Regions from separate parts of the Homo sapiens genome. Here region 1 is linked to region 2. A link is a contact called in ENCODE Hi-C data. All regions are on one chromosome and are shown on one strand. Each heading gives the region's core, a stretch centred on a gene start or an enhancer-like site at or near the end of the contact. The rest is flanking DNA. Distances are from core to core; before and after follow the strand shown.

Evidence for each region. A loop is a pair of places that touch in the nucleus more often than their neighbours do. Pooled maps may share reads with other maps.
Region 1: a pooled map shows a loop between it and region 2 (2.7-fold over the local background). The contact joins the promoter of EPM2AIP1 here to the enhancer-like site in region 2. A Hi-C loop is called at or near these places in 2 of 50 pooled maps.

Annotation. Positions count from the first base shown.
Region 1 is chr3:36,991,775-36,994,474 of GRCh38, forward strand. EPM2AIP1 (EPM2A interacting protein 1) reads right to left here and starts at 1,357. Exons shown (of 1, transcript NM_014805.4): 1 at 1-1,357. The coding sequence starts at 1,303. It overlaps MLH1 (mutL homolog 1), which reads left to right and starts at 1,744. Exons shown (of 19, transcript NM_000249.4): 1 at 1,744-1,889. The coding sequence starts at 1,774. RefSeq lists enhancers at 528-607, 638-957, 1,078-1,427, 1,798-2,017, 1,934-2,445.
Region 2 is chr3:33,046,586-33,049,285 of GRCh38, forward strand. The region is part of intron 9 of GLB1 (galactosidase beta 1); the gene reads right to left. Among named protein-coding and RNA genes, the nearest start is that of GLB1, 49 kb to the right of the region's middle. Within about 2 kb of position 1,371, at least 5 of the 41 ENCODE cell types and tissues checked have a DNase peak (open chromatin) inside an H3K27ac peak, as active enhancers do.

The DNA of each region.
Region 1 (2,700 bases), core at 107-2,606, 3.9 Mb after region 2:
GAAAGTCTGTTAGATTTTTTTCCTCAATATGTCTTTGAAATAAATTCAGCTTAACTTCGAAAGTACAAATATGGTCAAAGGCAGCAGCAGCAAAGACTTTACTAACTCGTAATTCTTCACTGAGTTCTCGAAGGTGTTCCATAATGTCCACCAAGAAGCCAAAGTCACAAAGCCATTGTTTGTCTGAGAAGTGGACTGTTGTTGCCCCTACTGAAACCAAGAACGCTTCCATTTCTTTTCTTAGAGAGAATATTAGTTTTAAAGTTTTCCCTCTCCTAAGCCAATTGTTCAGACATCGTCCATTAACCCTTTCACCATGCTCTGATTCAGATTCCGTTAGTAAAGTCTGAAATTCAGGTCGCCTAACGCCTCTGGTCTTAATCAAAACTATCCATTCGGATATGGTATTTATGATCTGATTAACATCTACATCATAGGAGCTCAACAGTTCCAAGTGAAGAAATCCTGAATAATGAATGACATTCCAACAGTTGGGGCTTACGGCCTTTTCTCTCATGTATGAGACGAGTCCTGAGTTCTCACCAATCATCCTCAAAGTATGGGTCGTGGTCAGTCCAACCATTCTCTGCAAGCTAAGCCCTGCTGTCTGCAGGGACTCTAGGATTGCCGACATGAGCGCACCAACACTGAAATGATGAGTCAGGTTGATTATGGTCAGAAGATCTTCTTGCACCTCCAACTCAGGGCCTACACCGCGGATAAAGACCAGGAGGTAGTTCTCATAGGCCACAAAAGCCTGGTCGTCCAAGGCAAGAGAATAGGCTTTAAAGTCCCTGGCTCGGTTAAAAAGCTGGTTGCGTAGATTCCTGTCAATGCTCAGGATCCTCTGCCTTGTGATATCTGGAGATAAGTCAACGCCTTGCAGGACGCTTACATGCTCGGGCAGTACCTCTCTCAGCAACACCTCCATGCACTGGTATACAAAGTCCCCCTCACCCCAGCCGCGACCCTTCAAGGCCAAGAGGCGGCAGAGCCCGAGGCCTGCACGAGCAGCTCTCTCTTCAGGAGTGAAGGAGGCCACGGGCAAGTCGCCCTGACGCAGACGCTCCACCAGGGCCGCGCGCTCGCCGTCCGCCACATACCGCTCGTAGTATTCGTGCTCAGCCTCGTAGTGGCGCCTGACGTCGCGTTCGCGGGTAGCTACGATGAGGCGGCGACAGACCAGGCACAGGGCCCCATCGCCCTCCGGAGGCTCCACCACCAAATAACGCTGGGTCCACTCGGGCCGGAAAACTAGAGCCTCGTCGACTTCCATCTTGCTTCTTTTGGGCGTCATCCACATTCTGCGGGAGGCCACAAGAGCAGGGCCAACGTTAGAAAGGCCGCAAGGGGAGAGGAGGAGCCTGAGAAGCGCCAAGCACCTCCTCCGCTCTGCGCCAGATCACCTCAGCAGAGGCACACAAGCCCGGTTCCGGCATCTCTGCTCCTATTGGCTGGATATTTCGTATTCCCCGAGCTCCTAAAAACGAACCAATAGGAAGAGCGGACAGCGATCTCTAACGCGCAAGCGCATATCCTTCTAGGTAGCGGGCAGTAGCCGCTTCAGGGAGGGACGAAGAGACCCAGCAACCCACAGAGTTGAGAAATTTGACTGGCATTCAAGCTGTCCAATCAATAGCTGCCGCTGAAGGGTGGGGCTGGATGGCGTAAGCTACAGCTGAAGGAAGAACGTGAGCACGAGGCACTGAGGTGATTGGCTGAAGGCACTTCCGTTGAGCATCTAGACGTTTCCTTGGCTCTTCTGGCGCCAAAATGTCGTTCGTGGCAGGGGTTATTCGGCGGCTGGACGAGACAGTGGTGAACCGCATCGCGGCGGGGGAAGTTATCCAGCGGCCAGCTAATGCTATCAAAGAGATGATTGAGAACTGGTACGGAGGGAGTCGAGCCGGGCTCACTTAAGGGCTACGACTTAACGGGCCGCGTCACTCAATGGCGCGGACACGCCTCTTTGCCCGGGCAGAGGCATGTACAGCGCATGCCCACAACGGCGGAGGCCGCCGGGTTCCCTGACGTGCCAGTCAGGCCTTCTCCTTTTCCGCAGACCGTGTGTTTCTTTACCGCTCTCCCCCGAGACCTTTTAAGGGTTGTTTGGAGTGTAAGTGGAGGAATATACGTAGTGTTGTCTTAATGGTACCGTTAACTAAGTAAGGAAGCCACTTAATTTAAAATTATGTATGCAGAACATGCGAAGTTAAAAGATGTATAAAAGCTTAAGATGGGGAGAAAAACCTTTTTTCAGAGGGTACTGTGTTACTGTTTTCTTGCTTTTCATTCATTCCAGAAATCATCTGTTCACATCCAAAGGCACAATTCATTTTGAGTTTCTTTCAAAACAAATCGTTTGTAGTTTTAGGACAGGCTGATGCACTTTGGGCTTGACTTCTGATTACCCTATTGTTAAATTAGTGACCCCTCTTAGTGTTTTCCTGTCCTTTATTTCGGAGGACGCACTTCGAAGATACCAGATTTTATGGGTCATCCTTGGATTTTGAAGCTTATAACTGTGACAAAAAATGTGAAGGGAAGAGATTTGAAACATGTGGAAGGAAAAGTGAGTGCAGACTATAAACTTCCAAAAAGACAAGCCCAAAATACACCTAAACGTTATGTCAGATTATTTTGTTAAAATCAGTTGTTAGTGACGTCCGTACGTTAATAGAAAAAAGAATGCTTCAGTTT
Region 2 (2,700 bases), core at 121-2,620:
GATATGACCCCCATCTCTGACTGTTAATCCTGTCAACTCTGAACTTTTTCACGTCCTCAAGCTGTGGCTGAGAAAAGCTCAGTGGTGAAGACACAGATGACTAGGCCATGGATCAGCAGAAAACCCAGGGCTTATTAAACCAAACACAGCGGGAGATGACAGCAGACCCACATCAGCCACAGAGGTTCAAACATAATCCGAGGGCCTTTGTTGCATCTACAAAGACTGTCGATGGGGCTGTGGTGCACCTCTTGGATCCCCCTTTAGAACCAGGGCACTCACTCATTCTCCCAGCAGCTAGGGCTGTTGTCTGCTGACATTTCTCAGATGTGTCCGTCTCTGGGTGCTGGCCTGTGCTGAGCTGCCTCACCCAAGGTTACAACCCTCAGGGATAGCCCACATCCAACAACTGACCAATGTGCCTCGAACAGCCAACCCAGCTGCAGAGCTCCCTCTAAGATTGGATGAGGCCACTTGTGAAGCTGCATCATAGCCCCACTTCTCCCTCTCTATCCTACAGGCATTGCTCCAGAGAGCACAATCAATAAGCTTTCTACCAGGTAATCTCAGAGTCTGTTTCCCTGGGAACTTGACCTACAACAAAGACCAATGGATAATGCCAACACTGAGTATACAAAAGGACTAGAAAAACAAATGCCCCTGCAGTCACTGTGCAAGGGGCGGGGTCTAGACCAGAGGATCCCGACCTTGTCAGGGATGATGTTCACAGGTATGAGGTTGTCTGCAACATTGGGTGGTACTTCAAAAACTTACCCATGCTTAAGTGTCACATGGAGAGCTTGTTAAAACAGATTCCTAAGCCCCATCCCAGAGATTCTAATTCAGCAGGTCTGGAGTGGGGCCTGAAACTGCATTTCTAACAGGTGTCCAGGTGACGCTGATGCTGCCATCCATAGACCAGCAAGGCTTTGTGCCTTCCTCCTCTACTTCAGAGAGCATATTGCAATGCAAGTGTGTGAGAATGAAGTTATTTTAGGAATAGTCTTTTGTCCAACCTAATTTGTACATCAATGAGGCACAAAACATGATAGTTTACCTAGGATTAGTAATAAATTCCTTGGATGCAGCTCACCAATGATGGAGCCACCTTGGGTGACCTACTGGTTGTGGAGGTGACAGATGAGCAAGGCTGAGGATCAGATCAAGCAGGTCAGCTCCAAAGACTTTTTCATTAGTTCTCTGCACAGAATCTAAACTTTGAAAGATCTGGACCACTCAACCAACTGAACTGATCTAGTCATACCATTTCCCCCATTTCTTATTAATCAGAGACAACTCACAGCCAACAGGTCTGCCTGCCTTAAGGGATTCATAGGTTAAAACACATCCCTTCCTGTGAGACACAAAGAAAAAAAAAAACCCACATCCGTTGCTGCAAGGAACTCACCTTCTTTGTGGCCCTCGTCTGCTTCTAATGTGGTAGTCACCCATGCTGTGCTGTGTTTCTTATTTGTTATGTCTCTCTCCATGCTACACTGCTTGCACCTCAGGGGCAGAGACTGTGCCTCACTTGCCCTTGAGTCCTTAGCCAGAGCCCAGCATGGAGGGGGTTGCCAGGTTGAGTTGGGAAAGTGTGACCTCTAGAAGCACACTTTACAGGCCGAGGGAGCCCAGGCTGGGAAGCTGTCCAGTGGGTTTAAGGATGGATTGGAAGACTAAGTATTTGTTCTAGTTCTACTGGCAGAATCTTACTTTGGGTGTTTTTAGACCACCAAAGGGCAGCATCGCAGAGAAATGGTGCAGATTCAAGCCTCCTCTGGCCACTTAAGAGGGTGTGAGGTGGGAAGGTGAAAGAAATGGTGAGACTTTGCATTCATCAACATTCCACATTGTGTGAGAAGTACAGGAGCGCCTGGACCCTGTAGGCAGCCATCACACAGCTGTGGACACACACAGGTGTGGAGGAAGGAGACACACACCTGCACAGGCAGGTGCATGTTCCTGTGGGTGGGATGGGCAGTGAACTCCCCACTCCTGATGCCTTTCTCTCCCTGCTCTCCTCTAGGAAGCTGGCCTGAAGAACAGCTGCTAAGTACAGACTGGCCTTCTCTCACTTCCTCAAAGAGACAGGGCAAAAAGCAGCTTCAGGGAGGCTTGGCAGAACACAGTGGGGTGGGTGTGGGGGCTGGCTCAGGGGCTCCAGGGTGCAAAGGGTGATCCAAAGCGCAGTGACTCTGGCTCACCACCACCTGAGTTCCAGTCCAAGCTTCACCCCTTGCCAGCTGAACAGAAAACGTGTGGACTTTTTTTTGTATTCAGCTATTCTTATCTGAAAAGTGGTGCTGATAATCTCTAATTAAGATGAGGCTAATATGCAGGCTAAATAAGGCAACAGAGGAAGAAAGGGGAATTCTATGGATTATGGCAGAGGGAGGGGCAGGAGAGAGGATTAAGGACAACATTTATGTTCTGACAGTTTCTATAATGTCCAATTTTTTTTTAAGATGAATGTGTTATTTTAAGTATAACAGTAAGATTTTTAAAAAATTGTGTCATGAACCATAAAGTTCCAAAAACGATGCCTTTTTTCCTGGATCGGATGATTGGTCCCGATCCCATCAATGGCAGCTAGGGGGAATCCCCATCTACTAAGTGAAAAAGGCACCCACCAGGTCTCAACTGTTTCTCATAAGATGAACACAGAGGGATTATCTAAAATATCAGTGACCAACCTTGGCA